Regions from separate parts of the Homo sapiens genome. Here region 1 is linked to region 2. A link is a loop called in an ENCODE intact Hi-C map of the cell type or tissue named here. Cell type or tissue: heart left ventricle. All regions are shown on one strand. Each heading gives the region's core, and the rest is flanking DNA. Links, peaks and the distances in the headings are about the cores only.

Evidence for each region. Peaks named below come from ENCODE experiments on the same cell type or tissue, not always from the same donor. Only the 100,000 strongest peaks of a DNase experiment are listed, where the experiment ranks them.
Region 1: a loop joins it to region 2, with 2.1 times the contacts of the local background. A loop is called at or near these places in 13 of 110 quality-filtered maps.

The regions. Positions count from the first base shown.
Region 1 is chr4:184,399,703-184,416,174 of GRCh38, reverse strand. It overlaps IRF2 (interferon regulatory factor 2), which reads left to right. Exons shown (of 9, transcript NM_002199.4): 6 at 7,900-8,017. Among named protein-coding and RNA genes, the nearest start is that of LINC02362, 26 kb to the right of the region's middle. RefSeq lists a silencer at 2,626-2,920. In heart left ventricle, for the core only: a CTCF peak has its summit at 9,283 (motif pointing left); a DNase peak (open chromatin) is centred at 8,972; H3K4me3 peaks cover 536 bases; H3K27ac peaks cover 2,501 bases.
Region 2 is chr4:184,278,759-184,295,230 of GRCh38, reverse strand. It overlaps LOC105377582 (a long non-coding RNA gene), which reads left to right and starts at 1,619. Exons shown (of 6, transcript XR_939552.3): 1 at 1,619-1,682. LOC124900825 (a long non-coding RNA gene) reads right to left here and starts at 7,486. Exons shown (of 2, transcript XR_007058413.1): 1 at 7,090-7,486; 2 at 1-1,537. It also overlaps the pseudogene RN7SL28P. RefSeq lists enhancers at 6,269-6,408, 6,769-6,908, 10,756-10,845, 11,356-11,405, 11,436-11,555 and 5 more. In heart left ventricle, for the core only: a CTCF peak has its summit at 7,418; no DNase peak of the experiment used is centred there.

The DNA of each region.
Region 1 (16,472 bases), core at 7,352-12,351, 120 kb before region 2:
ATGGATAATTTAAAAAAATTTTCTTTTATAGAGGTGAGGTTTCATTCTGTTGCCCAGGCTGGTCTCAAACTCCTGGCCTCAAGTAATCCTCTTGCCTCGGCTTCCCAAAATGTTGGAATTACAAGTGTGAGCCTGGCTGAGTTTGTATTTTTAAGGCCTACGTTTTGATTCATGTTATTTAGTCAGAAAAGCACAGCTTTCTCACACATGTGTGAGAATTTGCTACAATTTCAAGTGTGACTGAATCGTATTTACTACTCTTTTCCCATTATCTAGCTCAGTGCCTGGCCCAGAACAGATCACTAATACGTATTTGATAACTGAATAGATGCATCCGCATTTGTTGACTAAATAGATGTATAAATAAGTAGGATATGTGGGGTGGGAGTGAGGGGTTTTCCATTAGGATGCAGATTTAATTTCATAATCGCAGTTAATGGAGAAATAAGAACGGAGTAACAGATGTTGCCTTTTCAACACACTTTGCTCACATGTACCCACTGTATTCCATCGAACGCCAGATGCCAATGATGCTAAGATGCACTGTTATTTTATGTATCTCTTAGAAAAACTGCTTGCAATGAAACCATGACACGTAATGGATTGAAAGGCATGTCCTCTTTCAGGGATGTGGCAATGCGAGGAAATGTACATCTTAGTAGTTCATGCCATGTGGTGGTCCCGTTTGTCTGGGATCTCTACAGCCACATGGGCACTGGTGGTGTCTTCACATGGCCCTGAAATGAGCAAGTTGTGGAAGGCACGGTCCTGGGTGGGCTTGACCATCCTGGCCCAGGGAAGTAAGTGAGAGATCCCGTTAGGTGCAGCCGTGTGGGTCAAGAGCCACCTCAGCCAAGTGTGTTTTATGAAATCCTTGTGCCGTGAAGATATGATTCATACCTGAAACTTTTTTCTTGAAAGGACCTGATTCCTTCAGCGGAAGGCAGGTGATTCATTAGGCCTAAACACAGCCTTACTTTTGAATTTAGATCTACTTGCATTGTGCTTTCCAGTGTAGCAGGGAAGCTCAGAAGAGGCCAGTGGGCTTCCCGAGTTCTGTGCTTCCTGGCTGTTCAAGCTATTGTGTGGACTCAGTGTCTCTGTAGAGTGTTTGAAAAGTGAACTCCCTAGGGCGTCTGGAATTGGAAAGTCAGAGGACAATTACTAGCTATTAATATATTACTTTTTAATTGTGTATCAAAACACCCAAGCACTGAGTTAATATATCCTGTGCAAATATACTAAACCTACTTAGTCTATCCAAATATGTAACTGGATACACTACGTAGGTTTCTTCTACTGAGGAAATTTGTCTTTCATATGGTAACTAGGTATGAATATTTGCTGTTGAAGCAAGCTTTTCCCAATCTTCAAGTTGAAGTTTTAATTAGCAAACAATGTTTACAACATGTAGGCCAAGTATTAGAATTTTCTTGGGGTCACTCATGATTTATCTCCATGCTATATGTCCCCCAACAAATAGTCTCCCCAAGACTGGAACACCCAAGGCCCATTGGCCATGTGGCAGGTGCAGAAACGGCCTCAGCATCCTCTGACATTTCGCTTTGTGAGCATATCCCTACAAACTCAGTCAGCCATGTTTTCCTTGAGCTAAGCCCCACCTGTGCGGCGGTAACTGGTTATCTAAGGAAATAAGAACAAGAAAAACAGCTGGGTACAGTGGTACATGCCTGTCCCAGCTACTCAGGAGGCTGAGGTGTAGGAGGATGGCTTGAGCCCAGGAGTTTGAGGCTGCAGTGAGCCGTGATTGCACCACTGCGCTCCAGCCTGGGCAACAGAGCAGGACCCCTTCCCCACCTCAAAAAAGAAAGAAAAACAATAATGAGAAATCCTGGATTCTACATCATCAGTGCATGTATATGTTTCAGAAAATATCATGGAACGGTTTGCTCTGAGACTTCAGACAAGGCCAAGAACAGTAAGAATAGAAGTAGTTAAAACAGAGGGGTGCTAGTTGATATTTTTGAGCTGATTCCAAGTTCCCAGCTATGATTTTTGTCTCACTGAGTTCTCCCTGTGATGGGCAGGTCATTTCCCTTTTATACATTTAGGAAATGGGTGCACAGAGAAGCTGATTCATTTTCCCAAGGCTGCATTGCTTTACAGAGCTGAGATTTGAATCCAAGTTTGTCCACCGGGTGCCTCGTAGCCTTTGGGGCCTAAGCCAGGCCTTGAGGGGTGGACAGGGTCAAACTGGTCCTTCCGCAGCACTAGGGGCATCAGGAATGAAGGCCTGGAGATTACAGTTGGTTTGTCTTTCCTGGATGAGACAGGAAACTGGCTTAATTAGAGCAGGAGTTTGTGTGAGAGGGCAATGGGAAATACAGGCATGTAGGTGGGGCGAATAGAAATGGGTACTTCCTGCTTCGGAGGGTTGTTTGCAGCTGAAACATACATGCTTGAAACTGTAAAGTGCTTCCGGATCAAAGTGTTAGTGTTATGAAGGAGACAGAATTGGGAAGGGCTGCCAAAGTCGCTTGGAAAAGATTAGGCCTGGTCTGTATTCGTTCTGAGCACAGACCTATGGGTAGAAGTTACAGAAAAGCAGATAGGGGTTCGGCTGCTCTTTCTCATAGAGCTGTTGGCTCTAACAGTGACCTGAGCTGGATTAAAACACAGCACACTCCCTGGCAGGGCTGCTACTGGAGTGATCCCTTCACTAGTTGGAAGAGGTCTTCAGTTTTTAAACTTTAATCAAATGAAAGCACACACCAGCAACTCACTTGAAAAACAGATAAGATGAGAGATGCCCTGGGTGAAGCAGGTTATCAGGCTTATTCTGCCTGCCCGGGATCCTCCCTTCCCATGTGGTAGCTCAGAACGGGAGCTCCGAACCCAGTTGGAAGAGCTTGAGGGACAGTTTTACGGAATGAGACACAGTTGAACTCCTTGTAGCACACTTAGAGCAGGCGGGAATTGATATGTAAGGGAGGCCTTTCTCACCGGGATGGGAAGGAGTGGGAGGCAGGAGAGACTGCTGTGGAAAGGCAGTAGCTGGTGCCACTGGCATGGAGGGAGGAGACATTTCTCCAGAAAGTGGAAGAGGGTACGGAGGATGCAGATAAGAGCGGCCTAAAGAGGAGGCCCCGGCGTTTTGCACCTTCAGAAGCGAGTGTTGGGAATGCAGGTCGTTTTGTGGAGAGGGTGTTTCGCTTTGGACATGCTGCCTTTGAAGTGACAGAGAGCCCTGAAGGTAAATGCCAGCTAGAAAGTTGGAGGGTACAGCACTTGAGTGAGTGCCCAACGGGCAGATGTGTGGTCATTTACTTGAGAATGGCGTTGGTAGCTTTGGAAACTGATGCCTTCTCTAAGAGATGCAGACAAAGGCCCGCAGAGAAGATGCAGAGAAAAGTGAGCTAAGGGAAAAAGTCAAGAGGGAAGCTGCAGTGAGAGAAGGGAGGAAGAGAATGACGATGGCCTCATTCCAAGCAAGGAGCAGAAGGAAGGTGGTTCTGGGACCGGGCAGGAGGCCCCAGCCTGTCTTACGAGAGCTTCTGTTGTCAGTGGCATTGCGCCTCTGTGCTGGGTGTGTGCACTCGCCAAGGTCCAGTTCCCTGACCTGCTTGTGAAGTCCAGCTGTCAGCCTACACGTTCTGTTAGCAGAGACTTAGAGATGTCCTTAAATTTGATGTCCTTAAATCTGGCTTCAAAGAGACTGGCTTTGCACAGATGAGTTAGAGCATTTTGGAAGGTGGGAGGTGGGCTGGAGGCCCATTAAATGGGACTTCAGGGACAAGGGGCATTAGCACAGGGTTGAGACAGCATGGGCTCGGAGCAGAGGGGAGTCCCTCTGCTGTCCTCTAACTCTGGTCTGTCCCCAAGCCCATTCAGCAAGTGTAGCTTCAAGACCAGCTAAAGGTGTATTATTTTACAGGTCTAAAGAAGTGTGCTCCTGCCCCTGAACTCTCTCTTGTGCCAGTTTGCTTTTGCTTAAAATCCCTTAAACCAGAGACCAAACCTTGGATTCTGTAATTATAGCAAAGGTTCTTGAGCGTCAATGTTTGGCGGAGTTCATGCACCCACGTAGATCAATCCTTGGATTCTACAATTAGAGCAAAGATTTTTGAACATAAATGTTTGCTGGAGTTCATGCACCGTGGAGAAGTCTGGACCCAAGCAGAGTCTTTTTTTTTTTTTTTTTTTTTTTTAATCTTTGGAGCAAGGGGAGAAAATTAAAAGCCAAGAAAGCTATGGGTTACTTGATTTACAGAAGAGTCTCTATCTAAAGTGAGAAAGGGAGCAGACAGAGGGGATGTGAATCCTGACCAGGATTAACCGGGCCAGGTTATGGTGCAGCAAAGCAGGAGTTGAGCCAGGGCAGGAGTGGGGCATCGGGGGTCCAGGAGAGGCTTCGGGCGAAGAGTGTTCAGGGCCTGCAGGATCTCTGTGTTTATTTTACATAGAGAACTCCACACCCCTTTTCTTCATTTGAGATCCTTGGATTTTTAATATACCTTAGATTTAGATATTCCTACTTCTAATCATTTCAAAAATTGTGACCCAGTTTAGTGAAGATCCTTCTCTCCTGGGCCTGTTCTGCACCCTGGATGGAGGTGTTTCGGGAGGTGCTGGCTCCGTTTTACTGTGCCATTGACTGTACTGTCTGTCCAGAGTGACGGTGTCAGTGAGATGATTGGCACTGATGGCTCTGAAATGACAGGGTTTCTTTTGAAGTGGGGTGAGGGGAGTAACACAGTGTTTGGAATAGTCTCTCCTAGCCTCCATCGGTGGAATATATGATGCCATTATAGAAGTGGTCAGTGCAGGATACAGGGTAAGAATGGAGAGAGTAGAAGGCTGGGCATGGTGGCTCATGCCTGTAATCCCAGCACTTTGGGAGGCCGAGGTGGGCAGATCACCTGAGGTCAGGGGTTCGAGACCAGCCTGGCCAACATGGTGAAACCCCATCTCTACTAAAAATACAAAAAATTAGCCCGGCATGGTGGCAGGCACCTGTAATCCCAGCTACTTGGGAGGCTGAGGCAGGAGAATCTCTTGAACCCGGGAGGTGGAGGTTGCAGTGAGCCAAGATCACGCCATTGCACTCTAGCCTGGGTGATAGTGTGACACCCCATGTCAAAAAAAAAAAAAAAAGTGTGGAGAGAGAGTAGAACAGTGTTCAAAAGAGTGTCTCAGTCTCCGCTGGAATTAGGGCAGGATACAAGGGCTTCTTAAGACAGAAAGCTCCTGGAATTGAACCATATTTCGTGACCAAAGACAGAGTTCAGTTCCGGTGTCTCTGCAGGCTAAAAGTAGCGTGATCTTGGAAAATTAATTTAGTCTCTGAGTCATCGTTTTCTCAAGTGATAAAAGTATCACTTGTCACTAATTAAACTGTAGATCATGTGTAACACTTAGAGGTCTTCAATGGAGAAATCAGAATTAATTTAGCTTTTTAAATATATGCAAGCCTGACTGCCTCATTACTTTTATAAGAAACCTAGAAACAGAATGACTAAAAAAATAAGGTCAGACAGCAAAGGAAGCCCATACAAATGAGCAGTTCTCTTGTAACTTCTTCAGAGGCCTGTGCTTAGTTCTTTTTGAGGGAGTTGAAGAGATGGAGGTGGACTAGTGAAAGGTGGGGCATGACTCGGGGTGGGGAAACTGACCAGGGGTCATTGAGGACGCCATTGAGAAAGGAGGCTGCTGTTGGAGAGATGGAGAATTGCAGCAGTGTCAGACAGTTCAGGCCGCCATGGAGGGATAGCATGGTCCATCAGAGGTCAGCATATGGGGCTGGGGGAAGGGATTTGAGAAAAGGCCATTGGATTTGGGAGAGCACAGTTTTGTTGGTGACCTTTGGTAATGGTGAGTGCTTATTTACTAGTAAGTGCCATGTACGTAGTTAGCTCATTTAATCTTCACCTTATCCCTATGACGTGGGTCCTATTATTGTCCTCAGTTTACAACTGTCCGCAGTGCCCTAGGGTGGCTTACAGAGGTTAAATAAGGAGCTGCAACCAGTGAGGAGTGGAGGTGCCAGGCTTTGCTCCAGGCCCTTCTGATTCCAAAGCCCGAGCTCTCAAGACCCTTCTGGGAGCTTGATTCTGCAGGTGGAGAGGAAGCGAGACCACAGGAACTAATGGGGGCCCAGGTGGAGAGGCGAAGTCCGGAAAGGCAGACAGCGGGTCGGAAGTTTGGTTGTGAAGGAAGGGAAAACCTGCTGACTCACCCAGGTCACAGGCAAGTGGGTTTTTTTTGTTTTTTGTTTTTTGTTTTCAGAAGGGGCAGACTTTTTTTTTTTTTGTCTTTAAGAATCAGGCTCTCGCTCTGTCACCCAGGCTGGAGTGCAGTGACATGATCATAGCTCATTGCATCCTTGAACTCCCGGGCTCAGGAGAGCCTCCCAACACCGCAGCCTCCCAAGTATCCAGGACAAGAGGCGTGCACCACCACACCCGGCTAATGCTTTCATTTTTTGTAGAGACAGGGTCTTGCTATGTTGCCCAGGCTGGTCTCGAACTCCTGGGCTGAAACGATCCTGCAGCCTCAGCCTCCCAAAGTGCTGAGATTCCAGGGTGAGCCACCGTGCTTGGCCCAAGAAAAGGCAGACTTCTTATTTAGAACTTGTAAGAGAGAAGAGTGCAAGATGCTGGGGGAGAAAGGAGTAAAAATCGTGCCTGGTAGGGATGGATATTCTGGGCCTGCCCTTACGCTGGACCTTCGGGACATCTGGTAAACCAGGCAGTGTATGGTTTGTTTAAAAACCGAGCTATACAGTGGAGTGATGCCTTTGAAGTCATGTTATTAAGGTGGGAGTTTGCCAGGTGGGATTATGAAGGAGGAGGTTATTTCCCCTCCTTCCGTTAGTGACTTTTTGAGGATTTTGGGGGGATTGATTCCAAGTAGTGTATAAATAAGCTGATGAGAACACCCACCATGTTTCAGAGCCGACCACTGTTGACTTTTCCAAGCACAGTCACGTCTACTTGCATGATCCTCTGCTTCCAGTCCTGTGTTCCTTCTGCTCTCTACCCTCTTCCGCTTTGGATTCCTTGGGTGTTGTCCTGTGTGGCTTTTGTCTGACTTGATTGCTATCGTAGCAGCAGATGCAAACTTACCTTGAGAGCTGAACGTCCACAGGCACCTCAGGGCTGGCTTTTGCAGAGCTGTTTAGTACAAGGGAGTGGAGGGTTCTGGTGCACTTGAAAAAAAAGCACACATTTAGAGCTCCAATAAGGGAAAGGAATTTGTTCTCATTATTTCATTAGTGTGCACGTGCAGAATTCTTGGGCTGGATGAGATATTCAGCCACCTGAAGGGCATTTATGTAAAGCCCATGGTGTGGGGTTGCCCGGCTGGACTCAGGCCAGGGTGATCAGCCAGCCATCCAATGCAGGGCCTCAGGTGGCCAGAGGCCATGGCAAAACTTATCTGCAGAGAATTCATCTACAATGTCCTCTGGGCTCCTGTTCTTGGGCCAGTCACTGAGGCAGAGCTTTTCCTAAGAAATAATTATGAAAGAGGTAGCATGATTCCTCCCTGGTGAAAGCCAGGCATTGATTCTTTTGAGCACCCCCTCAGAGGAGGAGAGTGTAGAATCCACGCAGTGCAGCATTTTACAGAGACAATGATGCAGCTCTGCGTAGCCCCAAAGCTATTGTCTGCAGGTGGAAGCATTTCCTAAAGGCAAGCCAGATGGGCCGGTACCGTTTCCTTGAAGGAAAATGGAAGGAGCTGAATACCCAGCAGTGCACCCTGGGCAGAAATGTGCTTTAAAACAGGCCAGTTTAAAGAAGCAGGGGATGAATGTATTCGGCAGCTGAACATGAATGACCCTAGCATTAAAGAAAGTAGGCAGAGGGTAGAATTTCAGCTAAGAGAAGGGAGGGGAAAGGAAGTGTTCTCAATTCTTTTTTCTTTTCTTCTTCCTAGCAAGAACCAGTTGAGTCATCTCTGGGGCTTAGTAATGGAGTAAGTGATCTTTCTCCTGAGTATGCGGTCCTGACTTCAACTATAAAAAATGAAGTGGATAGTACGGTGAACATCATAGGTAAACTGTTTTGACGTCTCATTTTTTATACATACCAGCAGCCCCCTGGGGCCTAAAATTTGTAAAACAGAGAACTTCAAATAACATAGTCAGTGGGAGGAGGTCTTGGAATCATCTCAGAATGCAAGTTCCAGCCCCCAGATTTCAAGGCTGAGAAACGAAGGCTTTTGAGGATCAGATAAAGGAACTTAGACGGGTCAGCCTCCGTGGAAGAAGGCTGGGGTGACCTCCCAGGAAAAATGTTTGTTTCCCGGCGGCTCGTGGCTAGCGATCCCAGTCTTTCACTATTTGGTTCACGTGGGCAAAAGAGTATTTATTTAACTCGGGAACCAAGGAGAGGGAAGATGGTCCTCGCGAGTCCTCTCAGCAACTGCTTCCTGGCAGACAGAGAAACTGAGGCACAGAGACATGTTGCCAAAGGGCCCACTCTGATTCAGCAGATATTTTTGAGCACCTTCTGTATATCAGACTCAGTACTAGGAGCAGGAAATAGATGGAGGAGGCCCAATTTCTTTTCTCATGGAGGGACAGAGATAGTAAACAAAGACACCCCCAGATAACTGCAGTGTTACCATGTGTGGTAAATACTGCAAAAGAAAAGAAAGGCGAGAGAAAAATCAAGGCACCAAATTTAGATTGGAGGTCTCAGAGGAGCAGTGTTTTCCCTCCTTCGTAACAGTTGAACAACTTCCAGATGTAGCTAGCTGCACCCCCTGTAAAGATGCAGGCTCTTTACAATGAAGACACATCTTCTGATGTTCCTTCTCTCCTGTATGGCCAGATGCACAGGAATAGTGCCCAAAAGACCTCAGCCTGCTTTCCCTTTAAGGGGAAGGAGAAGAAAAAACTCCTTTTTATTTTTACTTTCTTTCAGCATTGAATTTTTGTTGTGTGTATGGTGACTTCTGTTTTTGGGAAACGGAAGAAGCCAGCAGCATGCTGAATTGTCCTGACAGGCCTCCGCTGGCCTCTTGCCGAGGTTAGCAGTGCTTTTTTTGTATTTAAACCATCTCCCGGGCAGTGTAAAAAGTTTGCAGGTGCGGACATTCTGTCTGACTGGTCTCGGCAGTGCTCTATAACCCTGTTGTGTTTCTTGATAAAACACAGCCCCACCCTTTAATAAAGCAAAGATTGCTATGAAACCAGAGAGTCTATTCATTACTGTGGAGTAACTAGAGCAGTCTGTAGTGACTAGACATACGGCAATTAGGAAGTCATGGAGTTGGGATTTTTGTCTTAATTTTGGCTGCTCAAAGTGCCCCCTGTAGGATATTCTTTTTTCGGGAATTGTTTCCAAACTTGCCTGTCTTTATCTATGGTGAAACTCAAGCCGCTTTTTAAGGCAAGCCTGCAAACCCAAGTATCAACATGGGCTCCTGAAGGCACAGGAGAGCAGATTCACAGCTTACTGACCAGTGTTAGGGTCCCCACGAGGGCCACCCATTTGAACTCAAGGTTGGCAGACTCTGGCCCCAGCACTTGCCGTGGTTTCAGGATGGCCAGCGGTGACACAGGGCTATGGAACCCTGGGTCTTCATCTCTTCCCATATCCTTTGTTTCACCTTCTTTTTGCCATATTTTATTGTGCTTCAGATAGAAATTTTATTTATAAGATAAAAAGTAGCTCTGAGGCTGGGCGCGGTGGCTCATGCCTGTAATCCCAGCACTTTGGGAGGCCGAGGTGGGTGGTTCACGAGCTCAGCAGATCAAGACCATCCTGGCCAATATGGTGAAACCCTGTCTCTACTAAAAATACAAAAATTAGCTGGGCGTGGTGGCAGGTGCCTGTAGTCCCAGCTACTCAGGAGGCTGAGGCAGGAGAATCGATTGAACCCAGGAGGCGGAGGTTGCAGTGAGCCAAGATGGCACCACTGCGCTCCAGCCTGGGTGACAGAGGGAGACTGCCTCAAAAAAAAAAAAAAAAAGATAAAAAGTAGCTCTGGGTGAGTCTTTAGATGGAAGGCACCACCTCTTAGGAGATCACCCATGCTGTCAGCTGTGCCCATGCCTTCTTCCTGGAAGCTGAGTTGTTCACCCCTTAGGAGAAGGGGCCTGAGACAAGGCATTCGATTTTATCCACACCCCTAGAATGCTCTTAGCAAGATGAAACTCCATATGAGATGTGAACCCTTACATCGCAATATGCCCAGACACAGAACCCACAACAACATACTTTATTCTTGGCTGTATTGGACCTGGAGCACCTGGGCACTGAGGTGAGACTGTGGGGCCACTCCTCAGTCACCAGGTGCCAACCGAGAGACCTGGGCAGTGGAGTTGGGCTGCTGTGTTTTCAGCCTTAAGAAGTTTTTATTTACTCAAGAAAGCTGTCATCTTTGTGTGAGGCTATATATTATTTTCTCCTTCCCTCTCTCCCTGGCTGCCGCTGCCTCGTTTATAATTAGCTGTCAGCTCCTCCTATCTTCCCTCACCGTACTTCTCAAGTCCATCCCCTTGTTTCTGACACTGTGTGTGGGCCTGCCTTGGCTGTCACCTGGGCTCTGCTTCCATTCTGCTCCCCATTTCTTCTTCTCACAAAATAAAGAATGCCAGTGTCATCATGTCACCACTGCCCCTAAGAGAAGGAGCTGAGTTCCCCCAGGTCCCCGGGGTCTGGCATGATCTAGGCCCTGCCCACTGCTTTCATACCTGTCTTTGAACTTGAATTACTCTGAACGAGTTAAGCTCCCTGTGGCTGCTCATAGAGACAGTGAGGTTGGTGGTGGGTCTCCTTATGGTGGAGCAGCTGCAAAGGCTTTGTCCACAGGGCACAGTGAGGGGTGGACACGTGGCAGTTCCAGCAGGAGGTATAGCTCCAGCCCAACACGTCTCATCCACACTTCCGCTCCCAGATCATTGACCCTTGAGACACTGGTTACCTCTACTGAGTTTTGTTTTGTTTTGTTTTGTTTTTGAGACCGAGTTTCACTCTGTTGCCCAGGCTGGAGTGCAGTGGCACAATCTCGGCTCACTGCAACCTCCGCCTCCTGGGTTCAAGCGATTCTCCTGCCTCAGCCTCCCAAGTAGCTGGGATTACAGGGATGCGCCACCATGCCTGGGTAATTTTTTTTGTATTTAGTAGAGATGGAGTTTCACCATGTTGGTCAGGCTGGTCTTGAACTGCTGACCTCAAATGATCCACCTACCTCGGTCTCCCAAAGTGCTGGGATTACAGGTGTGAGCCACCGCGCCTGGCCTCTACTGAGTTTTTACTGGGATACATCCTGTGCTTCCCTTCGTGTAGTAGCCTGAGATGCTGTTTTCTCACGGGGTGCAAGGTGCACGCTGCCCTGTCCCACTCTTGCCTCCTCCTGCACTCTGTCACCCTGGTGAGGTGTATGCAGCCTGTAGTCAGGGACAGCCTGGCCCAGGCACCTACAGATCCCTGTCTCGGAGTCACCGGCCCCGCGGTGATCTTCTCTCCCACCATGGCTCTCGAGTGCCTAAACCAAATCATGGCTGTATTTTATACCGAAAGAGCACGAGATTAGAAGTCAAAAGGCGTGGGTTCTAGACCTGCTTCTGAAGTTTTTTATTTACCATGTGATTTTGGGCAAACTCCTTAATCTTTTGAAATTCAATTTCTATATAGATTGGAAACAATATATAATTATTTATAAAATGGAAATATTTAAAATTATATAGAAAATGGAAATAATCGTACTGATCCTGCCCATCTCGCAGAGTTATTGTGAGGATGAAGTGAAATGTACAGATAAATCACTCTGGGGCTAGAAGGGGGTAAAATGATATGATTATCATATTACCAAAATCATATTAAAATATATTTGATTAAGAAAAGTAGCCTCCATCTGTGCCATGTCATCAAGGCTGGTGTGAAGTTTAACTCCTGAAACTTTCAGAGGGGTCAGGGGAAATTTCCCTGCATGATGCTCTGCTGATGGCCTGATTTTTTATGCCTGCTAGTAAGTTTCATTCTTGACTCTGCAGCTACCTGGGTGACCTTAGCAATTTACCTGAGCTCTGGGTTTCAGCTTTTTTCAACTGTAAAATGGTAGGACCAAACCACCTCCAAGGACCCCTCTGTTTCTAATAATCTGCTTTTAAGCACTTTCTCTGAGGCATGGGAGCAAGTTGCTTTCTCAGGTGGAGACCTACATTAAGTCAACAATTGCTAATAAAGTGAGAATGACCTTTTAAAGAAGCAAACCGGTTCATCAGTAACCAGCCATAAATAATATTGTTATAATTCTCAGCAACTAGATTCAGATAAAATTGCATTCCTGTGGGTGACTCTTTTCAGATGTGCTGACTTTAATAAACTGGAGAAACTTAGTGGATTTCTAGTTCTTCTGTTTGAGAATTTCCCTGGCACACAATAGATAACTGTTGAAAAGAAATGTCACTATTAGTTCTGAGCCTGGAGACTCACTAAGGTGAGATTCAAAAGTTTTTATCCTGAGAGGGGCTAAGAAAGCCCTCAGTAACTCAGTTTGGACTTCATTAACTCTCTCTGTTAGGGAGAGCATATTATAAAGAGTTGAAATTTGGAGTTGGGTAAGGCTAACATTGAATCCCGGTTCTGCTGCTGATTGTCTGTCTGACCTTGAATTAGTCATGTAGTTCTGTCTTGTATGGTTGTTTCAGCATGTCTAGAATGGGGATCACTATTGTGCCTTCCTCATGGGTTGTGAGGTCTTGGGAGGTGGTAGGGAGAGGCAAAGATCAGTGCTCAGAAAGACAGGTTTTGTCATTATTCAGTCAGGACACTCTTTGGTACCCAGAGGAGTGCCACTTCTGACTGTTTACTGTAGCAGGTAAGTTTGTTATTCCTGTCTTTTCACCTGTCAGGAGTCAGTGTTGCTGTCTGTTTTGCCGCTTGGTGGTCCAGGGAAATCAGTTCACATGTCGAGAGAGAGAGAGAGAAACAGATAGAGACTGGTTAGTGAGAGTGTTGATGCTCATCTGAGAGCATTTCGATATTGGGATTTCCCTGCTTCTCTCATGGGCTTTCACTCGAGAGCTGGAAAGTTTCTAAAGTACCCACGATGTCTGGATGGAGAGAAGCCATTGTCCCTTACCAGGGCATAAAGCAACACACTCCTATGGGGGAATTTGGCCTGAGAGATAACGTAATTATATTAACTTGGTATCCAGATCATAGCCCAGAAAACAGACTGACTTTTCTCTCCTGGTCAGCCGCATTCAGGATACACCTAAAATCTGCATGGACGTGCTTATCTACTTTTTTCCCCAAGTCATGTATATTAAGTGAAATACGGTAAAATTCACCCCTTTTAAGGCACACGGTCCTATAAATGTTGACAGACGCACTCAGTGATGTAACTACCACCATAGTCAAGACAGAACATTTTCATCACCCCAACACGTTTCCTCCCTGGCCCCAGCCCTCGCACCCACAGCCGGCTGTCTTTATCACTTCCCAAAGGTTTCAAGAGTCCACTTGTCAGAAGTCTTGACATTTTTCTAGAAAACATTAATTGTCACGTCCCGTATTTGCAGATTGTCACAATCCCCTGCAGGACTCCACTCTGGCTCCAGTCAGTGAGCCTCGGCCCCATCACATGTCCATTTATTCAGGGGAGAGTCCCTGAGCGCCTCTCCGGTGGGAGTTGTGAGCATGTGTCATGACTGGACACAAAAAGTTCATACTTTGGTTGAGGAGAGATGCCATTGACCAACTCAAAGCTCCATACGGGTATATAGCGTTAACCAGCAACTTGAGGTCAGAAGTGTCACAAGGTCGCGGCCCATCGTAGTTTCGGCCGAGTGACGGGGACAGTGAGTGAGAGGCACCCAGGGGAGAGAGGCCAGTCTGTGCTGGCGGGTCAGGAAGGGGCTCCAGAAGTCAGGGGCATGGTGAATGCTGCCTGTTGCTCAACCCCCACTCCTGTGCCACTACCTCATTGAAGCCTTTGATTCCTCAAACTGGAAAAAACACCCCACTTCTCTAGCTTCCATTGTATGGCCCCCTTCTTTTTCTTTTCTTTCTTTTCAGTGCTCACGGCCTTAAACTGACTCTCTAGATGGTTAGTCGCTGGCCTATAGCCATGTATATGAACTTCTTACAAACCGGATCCTTGACTGCATCGATCTTCCGCTGCTCCTTCTAGCCCTGGGAGGCTGGGAGGTGCAAGCAGGTGTTCCATAAATCTCTGTTAGTTGAATAACCGACTAGGACGTCATGGGGAGAAGCAGTGAGAGAAAGAATTCCTGGTTGGAACAAAGGGATCTGACTAGGGGGATACTTGAGCTGCTGCCATTGTTTGTAGTCCCAGCTGGCTTGCCCTCTTTCTGTTAGGAGCAACGTGCAAAGGAGAGATGAGTTTTGAAATATTGGAAGTTAAAATGGCTTTGACTTAAGTCACATTTATCTAAGACCTTCACTGCCTTAGTATGCAAGGTATCGCTGCGCCCTCCCTCCTCAAACTCTCACACCCCATTTGGTTTCTACCTCCACCCACCAGCTGCTTCTTAGGACTTAGGATAGGGCAGGCCATTATCTTGTTTTCCTGCCATTTTATTTTACTTGGCTGGAAGAGGCAGAGGAAACTAGAGAGAGGTTGGTGTAGGTCAGCGTCAGTCTGTGTCTAGTGACCTGCATAATTGATGTCCTCACCCTCACGTAGGATAATCCAAAGGATGAAATAAATGGGCTTGGGAGTCTGCCTGCCATATATAGCCTGCCTGCCTTTTCTTTAATTTTATCCCCACCAGGAAAACCTAAACAGGATCCGGTTTCCCTTCCATTCTGTATGCTGTGGCTTTTGGACTCTTGTATCACAGCCCCAAATCCCCTTTCTGAGCCTCTTTTGTGCCTTTCCTTTCTTTATTAAAGAACCTATGAATTGCCACTGCCCTCTAAAACCTTCCCTGCGTAGAAATCAGATAATGTGCTTGTCACTCCACAGACAGCAATTAAAACAGGAACCTGTTTATAAACAAAAATACTTCAGAAAATAAAATACTTGGAGTGATTAAAACGAGCCTCTCCATGACGCCTGGCGTCTCAAGGAGACTGGAATGCGTTCTAACCTGAATACTTTGCCGATTGGTGAGAAAATGACTGCAACATAGAGCACCACATATACTCCAAGCTGTGCGAGTCTGGACAAGTCACTCTCCCTCTCTGTGCCTGAGTTTCTTCATCTATAACAGGATAACGATGCTTTCTCTGTCATCCTTATGGGTTAAAATGTTAAAATAACAGATACAGGTATGAGTAAAACGTTGATGATGGTGGCAAAGTGCTTTGAGGACCTTGGGAATTATTTCTTCACCTTTATTTATTGAAGCTAATTTTCAGGGACATTTCATCCAACTAACAGTGGTATGAGGTCAGTTTCATTCAAAATGAGGGCAGGACCTTAGGGACCTTCAAATTAAAATGGCCATGAAACATCATGACTTACCTATGAGAATGGCCAAAATAAATAAACAGTGATGACACGAAATGCTGCCGAGGCTGTGGAGAAATTTGATCACTCAGACACTGCTGGTGGGAATGTAAAATGGCACGGTCACTCCGGGAAGCAGTTTGGCAATTTTCTTGTAAAATTAAACATGAAATTACCATATGACTCAGCAATTGCATTCTTGGGCATTTATCCCAGAGAAATGGAAACTTATATTCATACAAAACCTGAACACAAACATCCATAGCAGCATTATTTGTAATAGTCAAAGGCTTGTAGCAACTCAGACATCCTTCAGAGGGGAGAATAAACACACTGGTACACCTATACCGTGGAATACTACTCGGCAATTGAAAAGGAACCGATGACTGATACACACAACAACTTGGGTGACTCTGCGGTGAATTATGCTGAGTAAAAAAAAAGCCAGCCCCAAAAGTCTACTGTATGAGTCCATTAATATAACATCCTTGAAATGAACAAATTAATGAAATGGGGAACAGATTAATAGTTGCCCAGGGGTCATGGACAAAGAGATGGATGGGGAGGTACTGAAGGAAGGTGGCTATGGTTACAAAGAGTAACGTGAGAGAGATTGGTCGTGATGGAACTGTTTGGTGTTTTGACAGTGGTGGTAGGTACATGAACCTTTATGTGTGATAAAATTGCACTTAGTCCTGGTGCAGGTACACACTCACACAAAAGAGTGCAAGTAAAACTGAGGAAATCGGAACAAGATGGGTGGATTGTTATTTATGTCAATACTCTGGTTGCGATATTGTATTCTAGCTTTGTAGCCTATAACCATTGGAAGAAGTTGAGTAAAAGGCACACAGGATCTCTCTGTATTATTTCTTACAACTGTATGTGAGTTTACAATGATCTCAAAATAAACAATATAAGAAAAATATTTGAGGCAGTTTTCAGAGCCAGGGTGGTCAGAATCCATCTTATCAGTGTTCCGGGGAGCTGATGCTACTAATGTTTGCCAGAATTGGAGATCTGACTCTATTCCATTGTGCTGATATTTCAGCCAGTTGGACATGTTGCCTGTAGAG
Region 2 (16,472 bases), core at 4,638-9,637:
TCCTAACCCTCAATGTGATGACTTTTGGAGGTGAGGCTATTCATGGGGGCTCCACCTATGTCACGAGGGTGGAGGACCTGTGAATGGATTAGTGCCATTATAAAAGAGACCCCAGAGAGTGCTTCGGCTTCTTTCAGCCACAGAGAAAAGCTGGATGTCCATGAGCCAGGAAGCGGGTTCTCATCAGACACTGAGCCTTTCAGTGCCTTGACCTTGAACTCCCCCACCTCCAGAAGTGTGAGAAATAAATATTTACTGTTGAAGCCACTCAGTCTATAGTGTTTTGTTATAGCAGCCCAAATAGGCTGAGACAATAGGTTTTATTATTATTCAGGTATGGTGAGGAAATGGGTCAGGAGATGACTGCCATTACGTACAGCGTGTGTTACTCACAATTCAAGAGCAGAGGTCACACCATGCCATGCAGGGCCACGTGGGGAAGCACCAGGATCGGTCAGGAGGCAGAGGGAATGAGAAGAAAATGTGGGCAAGAGACTTCATTATGGGTTGTGAGGGGGAAATGTAGGACAGGCAGGCAGGTGTAGTATTGCCCATTTTAAATAATTTCACTGGGCTCTAGGGCATCGTGGCTATTTCTAGTTGTTTAATATCTGTCCCTGGGGTGATTAGGGCAGGGGGATAGTGGCTCTGCAAGTGAAAGCTAGATAAAGGGGGTCAGTGGGGGCATGGGCTTTGGATTGGTGGCTTGCATACAAAAGGCACACTTGTAGGTGAGTCCCTTACTACTGCTAGGAACTGACCAGTCCTGGGAGGGGGAGTCTCTCCAGGATCAGCAAGACCCCAGAAGCCAAAACATCAGAAAACACAGAAACTAAAAAGACATGATTAGAATAACATGGACATCTTGTAATATAAGTATGACATTCAGTATAAGTGTTATATTCAGTTTACAGATGAGAAATTTGAGACTCAGATATTAAATAACAACTGTCACACAATCTCTAAGAGGTAGAAACAGAATTCAAAGCCAAATCTGCCCAAATAAAGCTCATTCTCCTGAAACAAATGTCGATATCCCCATTTTACAGATCACAACCCTTTATCAATGAAAACAACTCTGTACAGGTAAGGGAGGCATCCTTCATGAATTCTTCCTCCCGTTTCCACAATTCTTGCAATTAATCAAACAATCTGAGCCAGTCTTCACTTCATGAGAACAGCTGTCTCCAAAATGCTGAGGACATAAACAACTATAGAATAAACTGAGTTTATGGCAGAAAATCTCCTACGATGTGGAAGAAAGGAGACCTTCGTCATCTTTCTCTGTCGTGGACGTCTTCTCAGTGTGTTGAGGTGTGCTCTGTGACTTCCGTGGAAAGGGCATGGCTGTGTCCTTCTATGCATTTTGCAGTCATTCCCATCTGCAAATACCATTCCTTCCATAAATAACAATCACTCATTAACTCCAGGGACTATTGACTTCCCTTTCTTCAATAAACACTTCTGTGGGCTTGCTGTCTGCTTCCTCCTTGCAGCCACGGTAACCATTGTTGGGTAATGCATGGTTGCCAGGCTCCTGAACGGGAGTGAGATTTTTTTTAAACCTGATGTCACATCCAGGACAAACAAGAGAAGTCCTTTTAACCAAATAGGACTCCTATATAACAAGAGTCTTTGAGAAGAGAGTCGTATGACCTAAGATGTCCCCTCCAACTACTTTGGTAAGGGTCCTCCACCCACAGAGATCTTCCTCTATTCTGAGATGGAGAAATAATGATTAGAGACTTTACGCATAAAATGCCTGCTGTGCCAGCATCCATAGGTGGACCAAAATTCAGTTAATCCTCACAACTGCCTTAAACATAGGTACTAATATAATTGCCATTTTAGAGATGAGAAGAGCTAAAATTTGGAACATTGAGCCCTATGTCTAGCGATGAGAGTGAAGCTGGGATTTGGACCCGTGTGAATGATTCTAGGTTGGAGTGTGTGCTGTAAAACACTCTCGCTGGTTCACCTGAAGTTTAGGGCACACATCATTTTCATTATGTGTATTTTACTACCCACTGGCTTTCTTGTTCTAGAGGTGAAAGGATAGGCTCTCTTCTTCTCAATGAGTGAGCTTATACCCGGAAAATACAGACTTTCAGGAAACTGGCAAAACAAAGGCAATCTTTCTCTAACGAGGAGAAAGGGAGAACTCTTGACCAAAAGAGAAAGTGAAGGGCAGCTATGACCAACTGCAAGACCCCTCCCCTCCCCTCCACACACACACTCTCACACACTCTCACACACTCACACTCACACACACACTCACACACACACACAAAAACACTGAGAAAGTGAAGGGCAGCTATGACTAACTGCAAGATCCCTCCCCTCCACACACACACACACACACTCACACACACACACACTCACACATACACACTCACACATACACACATACACACACACATTCACACACACATACACACACACACACACTGTGAGAAAGTAAAGGGCAGCTATGACCAAATGCAAGATCCCCTCCCCTCCACACACACATACACACTCACACATACACACACACACTCACACACACACATACACACACTGTGAGAAAGTAAAGGGCAGCTATGACCAACTGCAAGACCCCCGCCCCTCCACACACACTCGCACATACTCTCTCACACACACACACACTCACACATACATACACACACTCACACATACACACACACTCACACATACTCACGCACACACATACACACACATACACACACTCACACATATGTACACACACTCACACATACACACACACATACACACACACAGACATACACACACACACTCACACATACACACACACAGACTGGGAGGTGCACTGCCCTGATTCCAGCTGGTGGACGGCAGGGGCAGTGCTGGGCCACTCTGGAGTCTCTGAGCCTTTCCATTTCCTATAAGCGGGGATGGTCCTGCTATGGAGGCTGGCTGGACATTCTGGCCTGTGATGGCATCATTCACCAATCATTTAACAACAAACAGCTAGAGTCTAATCACACTCAGACCAATCATTTAACAACAAACAACTAGAGTCTAATCACACTCAGACATTCAAAATCTACCACTTGATTGCAATGCTGCATCGGCCAGCTTTACAAGCGAGGTGTCAATATGGAGAGTGTGTTAGTCCATTCTTGCACTGCTATAAAGAAAGAAATGCCTGAGACTGAGGAATGTATTTTAAGACAGGTTTAATTGGCTCATGGTTCTGCAGGCTGTACAGGAAGCATAGCAGCTTCTGCTTCTGGGGGAGGCCTTAGGAAACACACAATCATGGTGGACAGCAAAGCGGGAGCAGGTGTCTTCCATGGCAGGAGCAGGACCAAGAGAGCAGAGAGGTGCCACAGACTTTTAAATAACCAGATCATGTGAGAACTCACTATCAGGACGATAGCTCCAAGGGGGATGGTAGTAAAGCATGAGAAACTGCCCCCATGAAAAGCATGAGAAACTGCCCCCATGATCCAATCATCTCCCACCAGGCCCCATCTCCTACGTTGGGAATTACAATTCAAATGAATCTGGGTGGAGACACAGATCCAAACCATATCAGAGACCAAAGAAGGACAATCTTCCCATGAAGTTATATTTGCTTAAGGGGCTCCCAAACTGCATTTTCCTGGGGGCCTCTTCTGTGGCAGCATGTCACTACACTGTGAGGCATTATTCCTTGACTATCTGCACCTTATTGACACTCAGATGTAGGCTGACATTCTTAACCTGTGTGAGAGTTTTTAGATTGGTAAGAACAAAAATAAAGGTGAACAACCACACACAGAATTAGTAGAAATAAAAAATAAGCTGTTAATCAAAAGAAAAGAAATGAACTGTCAAAAACGATATGAAAGTAGCCAGTCTTATTCTCAATGAAAGAAATGTAAAATCAATAAGATACTATATTTATTTATCTGCCCTACAAAAAACAAAAGTAAAACCCTTCTGTAGACAGTATAAGAAAACATTTATATATGCTGTAGTGAGAGTATAAATTGGCTTAATTATTATAGAAAGACACCTTGGAAAAAATACCACCTTAAAAGCAATAGATTAGATAGATGAGATAGGTAGGGCTAGGTAGGCGTGCGTGCACACACACACACACACACACACACAGTAAAAAACATACAGTAGTTCTCCCTTCTTCGCCGCTTTGCTTTTCAGTTACCTGAAACCATGCTGTCCAAAATATTATAACTGTGTTCAACTATGGTCCAAAAATATTACATACAGTAAGATATTTTGACAGAGAGAGAGAGAAAAACCCTACTCACACAACTTTTATCAGAGTATATTGCTACAATTGTTCTATTTTATTAGTTATTGTTGTTAATCTTCTACTGCGCCTAATTTATACGTTAAACTTGATCATAAGTATGTATGCAATAGGAAAAGACAGTTTCCAGAAGGTTCTGAAATGCGTGGTTTCAGCATCCACTGGGGAGCTTGGAATGTACCTACAGCAGGTGAGGGGAGACTACTGTGTATATATTGCATGTCCTTTGACCCAGCAACCCAACTTTCAGGCATGTAATCTGAGGTGATTAAGAATGTATGACCCGGCTGGGCCCAGTGGCTCATGCCTGTAATCCCAGCACTTTGGGAGGCCGAGGCTGGCAGATCACCTGAGGTCAGGAGTTTGAGATCAGTCTGGCTAACATGGCAAAACCCCGTCTCTAGTAAAAATACAAAAATTATCCGGGTGTGGTGGTGCACACCTGTAATCCCAGCTACTCAGGAGGCTGAGGCAAGAGAATCGCTTGAACCTGGAAGGTGGAGGTTGCAGTGAGCTCAGATCGTGCCACTGTACTCCAGTCTGGGCGACAGCGCGAGACTCTGTCTCAAAAAAAAAAAAAAAAGGAAAAAAGGATGTATGACCAATATACTTGAAAAGATGCTTAACCTCACTAGAAATCAAGGAAATGCAAATAAAACACAAGGTTCCATTTTTAATCAAAGTGGCAAAAATCAAAAGTTTGATCATATAAAGCGTGGGCGAGGTTGTGGTGGCACACGTGCCCTCAGCTGCTCTGCAGTGAGAGCGTTATTTTCCAGCTACTTTGGTGGGCAAAATGTTTCTCCTCTACGACCTAACAATTCCACGTTCTGAATCTCCCCAGAGAGACATCTATCTGCACATGTGCACAAGGTGAAGATTGAATGCAGCATTGTCTGTCTTAGCAAAAGCTAAACACAACCCAAATATCCAGGGATAGGAAAATAACTCAATAAACGTCGGCTTATCCTTATTATGGAATCCCACACAGCAGTTGCAGATCTTCATGTGTTGACGTGGAAATGTCTCCAAGGCATACTGCCAAGTGAATGGACAGCATGTTAACGTCTGTGCGCCACTCGGCCTCACAAATAAAAACGATTCAGCATATCTATCTGTCTATATCTCACTTAGGTATCTGAAAATATACGTACGTACATTTCAAAAAAGGGTACGCATTAACCAATAATAGTGGCTGTCTCTATGATGGCTATAACAACTCGATTGAAGCTGGTTAATGAGGACTTTAGTCTTACCGGTTTTAAGGAAGTTTTCAACAAGAACATGTTTGTTTACAATATGCGTAATTTTAAAGTGTTTTAAAAAATAACTGTGAAGATTTCACTACACTAATACTTACCAAGGCATTATTCGGTAGAGTGAAAATTTGGAAATAGCATAATTGTCCAACTACAAGGTATTTAGTTAAATATATTAGGGGAGATCTCATGATACATTACAACACAACCATCAAAATAATATTTAGAAGTCCAGTAAACAACCAAGAGGAAATGTTCAGAATAATGATCAAAAGAAAAAAGCAGATTACGAAACAGAGTGCACCTCATTAAACACCTGTCAACCCCAGGGTCCAGGGCAGAGAAGTCAGATTCCAAAATCAGAGCATGCTGGCCCAAAGGCTAAAGGTTCGGTAATGCCAAAGTCAGCAATGCTGGTGCAGACACAACAGAAAACTGAGGGCCAAAGAAATTGAGAAGAAAGCCAGGCCAGACGGCTGGATCAAGGATGGAGGCAAAGTGCTAAGGGTGCTGCCTTAGACAAATCCTGTCTGCACCTCTCCTCCTTCCACACCCTTCTGGAGTAGGCCCAGCTGTGCCCAGGGTCTGAACCCAGGCACTGATTGTCCCGAGTCTGGAGGAGGTCTGGGCCTCGCCCTCTAACTGCTTCAGCAGGGACTGGGTCAGGCCAAGGACAATGGCCTCCACCTGCTGGGAGATCTTTCCAGACCAGAGAGCGGAACCTGCAGAATGCAGAGGCCTTCTGGTTTGCTGGACAGTGGTGTACATTCCAGGCTCAACTCTTCATTCCTCTAGGGAGTGAAAAAACCCGCTCCACCTCCTGAGAGCAAGGCTAGGTTGTGAATACCCTTTCCTTTGACGTATTGAGAAACGGGTCCACATTCATTCAGTCACGAGAAATGTCACTCAAAATGGGAGTTTCCTCCTTGAGAATCAAGAATGAATGTTAGAAAATTAAGTGGCAGAATTAGTCAAAGAGCAACCCCTTAGTGGAATAGATTTGACATTACAGAAAAGGAACAGAGAGAAAGGAGAGAGAACAGAAAAAGGGGGTGGGTGGATAAACGGTGGGGAGAGAAAGAGAGCTTGATTTCTGCGTTTATAAATGACAATGCGGTTTTGTCTAACCACCTGCTGCAGCAGGGCTGGGACACAAGGGAACCTGTGCCCTCCCATGCGGTGGAGGGTAGAAGATCAGAAAGACGAGAGGCCGGGGAGAGGCCGAGATTTGTACATCCAGCTGAAAAATAATCAGGCTCCTAAGCACAAGGCAGTTATGGTTTTAAAAAATTAAAATAAGCAACGAAACCAACCACCCAACACATTCAAATCCCTGCATGAGTTTGAGGATCGAGAAGTGGAAGAATTGAACAGGGAGAAACAACGAAGACGCGCTTCTGCTGCAGGAGGCAAATGCCAAGTGTCAGAAATGATTCCTGAAGCTGGGAGCCTCTGAGTTCAACTCATTATTTCCATTTGTTCATTTGTTTTTTCTACTGTGTTTCAATACCTTTTCCTCCTCTGGCTTTTCTACCTGCATGAAGTACTTACTGGTGGTGAAGGGGAGACACAACTCCCAGCCCGTTGTTTGTTTTACAAGTGGACTCTTGCATGGAGAGGAAGCTCAGGAATGGGGTGGCTGGGCAGGAGGGCTGCTGTGTTCCAGGTTCCAGCAGACTTGCAGACCTGCCCAGGGCAAGAGGAAGAACTGGTGAAACCTGCACGCCTGCTTTGAAGATCTCAAGAACAATTTGCTTTGCTCCTGTGGCTAAGCCTGCAAACATATTAAAAGCTTTTCTGGGTGATTTGTCAGTGGATTTAGTTAAAGAATTTATAGCCTGACCCTGGGAATCGGTCTGTGCTTCAGAGCAACACTGACACCACGTGTTTGAATCTTTAGGACTAAAAGGAAAGTAAGATCACGAATGGAGGAGCAAGGAGAGATCCCAAACATAGCAGCTCTCATTATGAGGGTGCACTCATTTCACCCACTGAGGCTCTGAAAGGGTCAGCGCTGATGAGCTGGTCTGGCCTCTGCCTGCTCTACCCAAAAGTGAATGTGGGTGTCTGTAATTCTTGGAGTTCTTTGAGGTAGAAAAGATTATTCAGGGACTATTTTGATTTTAAAAATTAATATTCAACTTATTGAAGCTAGTTCTTAAGTTTTTAAAGTTCAGCTTCTAAATCTTATCACTTTATTTATTAGGAAAGTGCATGCTCAACATGCACTTAGTTTAGTATTTGGGAAAGTCTGCCAATCAGAAACGAAAATATTCAAAAAGAAACCTGAGTATAAAAAATGGAAAAAGTATACTTACAATATTTATGGGGGCTAATTAAATATGCTATGGGATCCCCTCAAATATTGACATTTCCTTTACAAATTTATTATATTCAGATTTTTTCAAGGGTATCTGACTGAGAAGCTTCCCCAAATACTTAGATAACTTTAAAAAATCATATAAAATAAACGTAAAAATAAAGCAGCGTATTAAGTTGCTGAAATGACCACATATTGTTTTCAAATTTTAAAAACTTATCCTTTCAATTTAATATCATAAATGTAAATAACTAAAAAACATGTAACATTAGAATCATAAGACTCATAAGACTCCCAGAGCACTTTGGGAGGCTGAGGTGGGCGGATCACCTGAGGTCAGAAGTTCAGGATCAGCCTGGCCAACATGGTGAAACCCCGTCTCTACTAAACATACAAAAATTAGCCAGGCGTGGTGGCGTGTGCCTGTAATCCCAGCTACTTGGGAGCCTGAGACAGGAGAACTGCTTAAACCTGGGAGGCGGAGGTTGCAATGAGCCGAGATCGCACCGCTGCCCTCCAGTCTGGGCAACAGAGCAAGGATCCGTCTCATAAACAAACAAACAAACAATTAAACAAAAGCAGTGCACTCCATTAGGCAATAAGTGGTCTATCCAACATTGAGAGGAGGTGCTGCCCTCCCTCTGCCTTAATTCTAAGTTTTGACTAATTTTCCTAAAATTGTTATCAAAAACATTGGTGATGCAGCATTTTTAAAATAATGCATTGAGAAACCAAAACTTCTGGTTCCGGCTCTTAAACTGGCAGAACAATGATGGAAAATCAGCCAACTTTTGTCTCCCCCTTCAGAAATGTTGCTGAGCACATCTGGTTCATCCTTTCCCTGGCCTCCTCCTCACAGCCGTTTGGTTCCTACGGCCTAAAAGTGTGTTGTGTAATTACTGCTAGGACTTTCTATCTAGTCACCGTAAGTTTTGCTGCTGGCACTTTTACTTGGATTTTTAATTTGGATTTGCATTTCTTTTACTTGCTTGTGTACCAGTGCCAATTAAATTATAATACAATGGTTTCTTATTACTTAGAATTTTTATTTTAACTTTGCTTAAAGTCTCTTTTGGACTTAATTAGATTCTTAATTATATAATCATTTTTATAATCATGTTAGCATTTCTGGGCAGTCAAGCTGTTTCATGACAGTTAGTTGACAAATATTGATTGTAGGGGGCTGCTGATTTTAAGATGTCCTCAATTTCATAGACGGCAAATTGTGGGTTGGTGGGGAACATGTCTCAGATTTGATGAAACATGGGACATCACAGAATATCTGAAAGACTAAATTGAGAGTCTAGCATACAGAACACTCATAGCGTCTATTTTTTGGTTCTTCATAAATGTTAATTCCCCTTTCCTTCTCCCAATACTCAACTTTAGGTGACTTGACTAACGTACATCTTCCTCCTGCAAAAAGCAATGCAGAGTATTGGGGAATAGTCAACAATTGTAAAGGTTCCCCAACTGCCAGTTTCTACAGACCCTGGTTCTTCCCTTATTCTTACCTGTGTGGGTGTCTATCTGACACGGCTGGAGGAGGGTCTGAGGTCTACCTGCTGCCATGAAGTCATGAACATGTGAATCAGAATGCTATTAGGTTTAGGTATAATATTGCTTCTACTGACGCCCTAACCTACAGAGTAACGCTTGACACAATCTCATTTTTTGGGGGATGTATTTCTTTTTAAAGAAATGTGTATAAATGTATGGTGTACAAGTGCCATTTTGTTACATGCATAGATTGCCTAGTGGCCAAGACAGGGCTTTAGGGTACCCATCACCCAAATAATGTACATTGCATCCATTAGGCAATTTCTTGTTATCTACCCTTCTCATGCCCCCTCACACTTCTGAGGACCTATTGCCTATCATTCCACTCTCTACATACATGTGGACACAATTTTTAGCACCCACTTATGAATGAAAACATGAGTTGTTTGACTTTCTGTCTGGCTTGCTTCACTTAAGATAATGACCACCAGTTTCACCCATGTTGCTGCAAAAGACATGAAGTCATTCTTTTGATGGCCAGATAGTATTCTATTGTGTAAATAACACATTTTCTTTATCCAGGGGATTTTCTTCTTCCATTGATGGACATTTAGGTTGGTTCTATAGCTTTACTATTGTGACTAGTGCTACAATAAATGTATGAGTGAAGGTATCTTTTTGATAAATTGATTGTTTTCCTTTTGCATAGATACCCAATAGTGGAGTTGCTGGGTCAAATGGTAGCTCTATTTTTAGTCTGAAAAATCTCCATACTGTTTTCCATGGAGGTTGCACTAATTTATATTCCCACCAACAGCGAATGAGTTCTTTTTTCTCTATATCCTTGCCAACATCTGTGATTTTCTGTCTTTTTAATAATAGCCATTCTGGCAGGGTAAGATGCTATCTCATTGTGGTTTGGATTTGCATTTCTCTGATGATTAGCAATGTTGAGCATCTTTTCATATACCTGTAGGACATCTGTATGCCTTCTTTTGAAAAAGGTCTATTCCTTTTTTTTTCTTTTTTGCATACTTTTAAAAGTACATTAAGAGGGGATTATTTGTCTTTGTTGTTGTGTTTGAGCTCCTTGTATCGTCTGGATAGTAGTTCCCTGTTGGATGAATAGTTTGCAAATATTATCTCCCATTCTGTTGGTTGTCTGCTCACTCTGTTGATTATTTCTTTTGCTGTGCAGAAGCTCTTTAGTTTAACAAGTCCCATTTGTCTGTTTTCGGTTTTGTTGCCTGTGCTTTTGAGCTTGCAGTCCACAATGTCATTTCATGTGAAATAGTACCGGGGAGAGCTTTCCAACCTTCTCCATGTCAAGGCACATACAAGAAATGACACATTAGTCCAGCCACAGGGGTCAGCGTGGAGGCTCCTGGAGACCCATCCTCCTACCTAGGCCGCAGGAGGACGCCTCTCACACTGCAATCCCCCTGCTCCTGCTTAGGGCAGAGAAGAAACTCGCGGTGTTTTTTATTGGAAGCACCGGAATTACTGGACTTAGGATGTCTGTCCCAAGAAGGGGAGGAGCAGGGGCGGGGACATCCCTGGCAAGGGTGACGTTTGAGGAAAAACGGCAGGCTGATCTGGCCAAGCTGCTGGGCACCCCTGGTCTACCCGGCCCGGGAAGCATCAGGAGCCTGTCAGAGGGGACCTGGTGGCGGGCACCTGGATGGCAGAGGGAGGCGGACAACAGTTCCGGGACAGCGCGCTCCCATCTCCTGCTGTTTTGAGAGCCTCTTCCCCTGCTTCCTGCCCCAGAAAGCCCCATGCCTTCCTCGGGAAGGTCACTCACGGGTAAGCTCAGCATGGCTGTGACGGGTCTGGGTCCGGTGATGCTCAGCTTGGGAGACTCCAGAGAACCCGCACGTGGGGCCTAGTGCCCGCAGACACCCGTGGGGTCGGGGGTACTGTTTGCTCTCCAAGCCACCAGCCAGGTTGTGCACAACGCCAGGACAACTCTTCAGGGCTGAGACACGTGGCTTCCCTGGGCCCAGCACCTGGGCAGCACGTTCCGTGTGTATGCCCTGAAATCACACCAACGCATGCAGCCAACCCCGAGACTCAACCCCAAGGCCAGGACACGGGGCCAGTCCTGGAGCAGCACAACGGGGTGCCCAGCTGTGACCCTGCCTACCCGGAACCCTGAGTCTGGTGGCACTGGAGGCTCAGCATCACAATGATCCTTTCTTGTGTTACCAAAAAAAAAAAAAAAAAAAGTTTAACAAATACAGGCCATTGTTCTTACTTTTTAAAAAAAGGACTGACTGCTTAGGGGACTGCAGCCATTTAGCCCTGCCTGACCTCCAAGAGTGAAGGGGCAGAGTCCCCACCTGTCACCATCTGCAGGACAGCCATGCGCCGCTGCACTCTCTTTGGCTGAGAACCTCCAGCATTGGTTATAGGCCCCACTGTGGACCCAAAGTGAAACTCTGAAAATAGAAATAAAGCAGCTCATGCTCCAGCAAACAAATACTATGATTTCTGTCTACTGAAAGAAATGAGTAATCAACCTCTCAAAAGTCAGAATTCAACTACAGCATGTTCACAAAACCACTCACACTGCCCCCAGATGGGCACAGATGTTGACTCTGCATCTGTTCTAATTTTCCTCATGAACCTGTGCCCACTGGGGTAACAGGAAAAACAAACTGAACTGTGTTTAGCATGAGCTGGTAAACTTAGTCTGTTTGCAATGATAGAAACTACTCCAGCTTAAAACAAACACTCAGCCCCTTAGCAGAGACGTGCAGATGTTCGGATTTGATTGCCCTCTCCGGCTCCATGGCAAGGTGAGGCCTGTGCTCTGGATAGAGTGACCATCACAAATCATCTTCCAAGACGGGCACTTTTTTTTCATTTTTAGAAACAAGTGCCTGGTTTAGAATGCAATGCGTGTAAAAATAATGCAGTGCTGTCCGTGTCCCCAAACCATCCTCAGGTAACCGTGGTTAGCAGTGTCCTTCCAAATATGCTCCCTGCATAGAGGAACCTTGCACACATAGGTGAGCTTTTTCTCATTATTACTTGGAATTACAGCATGCATCTTATTCTATAATATTTATTTTTTAACCACTCAGGTCAGATCAATCCGAGATGTGTTTGAGAGAGAAAGAGGGCACTATTAATAATTATGCCAGTAGAGCAGGTGATGTTTGTTCACCCTAGTTAGAGAGGAGAGGTGTGGCTTAGGAAAACTCATGGCAGAGCAGACAGTGAGGCCCAGTTTGTATCCTGTATTGACATGCCAGTCTGTGCAACAAAGCGGCTGGGTTGGGCCGCTTCCTGCACTGTTGCCCTCTGAGGTGTGACTGGCCTCCTCTGGCCTTTTGGGGTGATGCACTGCAGACCACGGTGGAGTCTGAGGACCCGGAAAGTGTTTTCTGGTTTTGATGACTGATTCACACTAAGGCTTGTTTGAAGCCGTCTGAGATCTCTGTGTGCCAAGGCATCTCAGTATGGCTGTGTGCCCTTCATGTGGCTCGGGGAAACTGTCAGGACTCCAGGGTGCGACATGCAGGCCCCTGCACCCTACAGCCCCGCCTTGGGTTTAACTGTCATCCACTTGCACTGTTTTGGGTGTGGTGCTGAGCTGGAATTCTCTGGGACCAGAAACTTCCCCTTCCTCTGCCCAGAAAAGTGGACAATCAAGGTTCCCAGGCTCACTGATCTGGGTATTTCTAAAGCCTCTCTCTTCCTGCTTGAGAGCTGTTTCTGTCCTCAGAGAAGGGATAAACTGAAATCCCAGATTTTGTCATCCTTGATCTCCCTCTCTTTCCCTTCCTCCTGCAACCTCTCAGTTCCAGAAAATGCAGGCTGTCCATTTCCTCCAAGTCAGAACCTCCTGCTAAGGATGCCACTGAAGGACTGGAGGGATTTTTCTAAACTGATCCGGGCCTATGATGTGGGTCATCTAATTTGGTTTTTGACCTACTAAGAAAACCAGAAAACCCTCTCAATAGCAATCTGCTTTCCAGCTGATTATCTTACTACAGACATAAACAGAAATTCAACGTGATGGTCAGCGTTGAGCAGAGATGCCACGGTGTTGGTGGGTACTGCTTTTCCCCTGAAGCGCTCCACTCCAGTCTGTCAAAGGGCAGCAAGCCTCCAGTAGTTACAGAAATGGTAACATTGCCAAGATCTGCTTCATCCTTTGGCTGTTGAACGGGTGGCTTATGGCCCCTGAGCTCACGACAAGGAAAGAGAGAAAGAAAAGTGAAAAAGAGGGCCCCCACCACCTACCTACCTGCTGCTGTTCCAGCTCATCAAAAACAAAAGTCTAAAACAGTGGCTGGAAAGTACCTTGCATGATCCCTTCACAGAAACAATAGAGAGGAGCAGCTGCACAGGGACCACGGGACACCAGGCAGACATTCTCCCATTGCTTCTCCTGCCTTTAGCATCCTTTTATCTTGCTTCTCCCATAATCCAAGCATCAGATCCCATTTCCCTCTGAATTCTCCTACTTCTCCCAGCACTTTATAAAACCGAGTCCTGTCCCCAGAGCCCCAGGTCAGTGCTCCCGGCACACCCAGCAGGAAACAGCAGGGTGGGGGCCAGGCAGTGGGTGGAAGGGGCACAGGAGTGGGAGAAGGCAGGCCTGGGGCTGAATCTCGGTGCAAATGCGTGAACTGCAACAATTTATTTATTCCGAGTCTCAGTTTCCTTATTTGTAAAATAAGAATATTATCATCTACTTAATGGGCTGTGGGAGTTAAATATGCTCAGGAGTGTGTAACTGATTCTCTGTGAAGAAACCTGTCCTTGTGTGAAGAAGCCAACCATGCTTTTGTGAACAAATGTGCACCTGAAAGAGCCAATCCTTCAAGATAGATCCTGAGCTGCTAACTGGGCCTACGTTTATAACAGAGCCAAGCGGCCCTTTGCTGGCTAGAGGTCACAGATGTACTCTGAGTTCTGGGGAAACCTACACCTATGTTTAACTGTGGACTTTCAGAGCTTGCCTGAACCAACCAATCAGAGCTCCCCCACCTTGGCCAATCAGGGCCTAGCTGTGTCAACCAATCAAAACTCAGCTGCATTGATCAATCAGAACTAAGCAAGTTTGAATCATTTATTTGCATAAACAGACCTGATTTAGAACCTACAAAAGCCAAACCCTCTCTTTGTTCTCTGAAATGCACACCTTCCTTATACAGGAAGACAGTGTCTCCCCAGTTTGCAAACTGTTCACTGTAAGAAAGTGTCTTTCCTCCAAATTCCTTTTCAGAAAACTTTTGTTCAAACTTCAAACTATGTAGCTGCCCACAAGTGCCACAGCTGAGCTCTGGGGACATAGCTATGGCCTTTATTGCTGATTTTTTTTTTCCAGGGCACTGCCCGCACAATTTCAAAAACAGAATTTAATCCATGGGAACAGTTTTTATATCTAATTAAATGTGTTAGAGTTAATTGATGCGAGAAACAACAAATATGTTCAACTGCAAAGAGCTCGGAACCACGAGTTCAAAAGCCAGCTAAAAGCCCTACCCAATCTTATGACCTTGAGCAAGTCATCCAACTTCCTGAATGTTAGTTTCTTTATCTGCAAACACAGGGTCAGAACCAGAGAGTCTCTGAGCACCCCTCAGCTATACATGCCTTGATTTCTAATAACATCTAAGAATGCAGCTGGCTGTTTTTCCTTTTCTAATATTCTCTGGTCATTACTTGGATCACTGACTTTTGAGTCCTTTACTGAATATGAGACTGTAATTCCTGGTCCTCAGTTCCCCAGGTCCCCTAGTCCCTTCCATAGACACAACCCTCCAACTTCCCTTTTCAGTTCATACCTATAAGGAGGGTACGCTAATGAGAGCTGGGCAGACTCAGCTGAAAGATGAGCCCAGAGGCTCCCCATTACTTCAATCCCCTTGCTCTTTTTCTTCTCCTGAAAAGAAGCCATTCATACGCTCCCTGCCTTATACTACAATCATGCCATTTGAGAACGGTTCCAAACAGAGGCTCCTTGGCTCTTCTGACAAATCCATTCAAGACACTCTTTTAAACAGTAACCAGATTCTTGATTCATTAAAGACCCATATAGAAATGTTCCCACTAGTGTCTCCCTGTCACCGTGCCCCTGTCTGTCTTAGAAAGGGCCTCATGTGGCACTGTCTCCAACAGAGCATGCACTGGCTGGATAACTCCAACCCCATCTCCAAAGCTAAGAGGAGCTGAGATCATCAGCCAAGCAGGGTTCCTGAAGCTTCCTGTATGTAACATGAGAGTTGCAACAACAAAAATAATTTTAACAACTGCACTGAAGTGTTTTGCGGGCAGTTAGAAAAAAATGAATAATATAAATCTTGCCATTCAAAGTGAGGTCTAAGAACCCGTGGCATTGGCCATCATCCGAGAGTCTTTGAGGAACACAGAATCTTAGGCCTACTCCAGAATTACTGAATCAAAATCTGCATTTTATCAGAATCTGTAGGAGATTCCAGTGTACATTAACATTTGAAAAGCAGTGATCTAAAATACTGTAAAAGAAACTAGAGGAACTCTGTGTTGAAAAGTCAAGAACTTATGTTGCCAGCTCTCAAGTAAAACAATCTCCAAGAAAGGTATCGTTACATGTGAATTTAGATTCATTTTTTAAAAAGGTTTATTTTATTTTATTTTTCTAGAGACAAGGTCTCACTATGTTGCCCAGGCTGGAGTGTGGTGGCTATTTACAGGTTGGATCTCACTACTTATCAGCACAGAATTCTTATCTGTTCTATTTTAACCTGGGCAGGTTCAACCCTCCTTAGGCTACCTGGTGGTTCCCCACTCCCAGAAGGTCACCATATTGATGCTGAACTTAGTGCAGACACCCAGTGGACATAGCACACTACAGCCCAGAACTCTTGGGCTCAAGCCAACCTTCCTCCCTTAGCCTCCTGAGTAGTTGGGAATACAGGCATGTGCCACCACACCTGGCATACATTCATATACTGTACGATAGAGACAAGTATACAAAGATCCTCTTCTCTTCCTCTTGCCTTTTAATGGTAATGGGAAGAGCTGTAGATATAAAAAAGCTTAGTGTAGGCAAAGAGACGCTAGAAGGTTTCCTTAGGTGGAAAAGAAAAAAATCATAAAATTGGAAAGGAAGAAA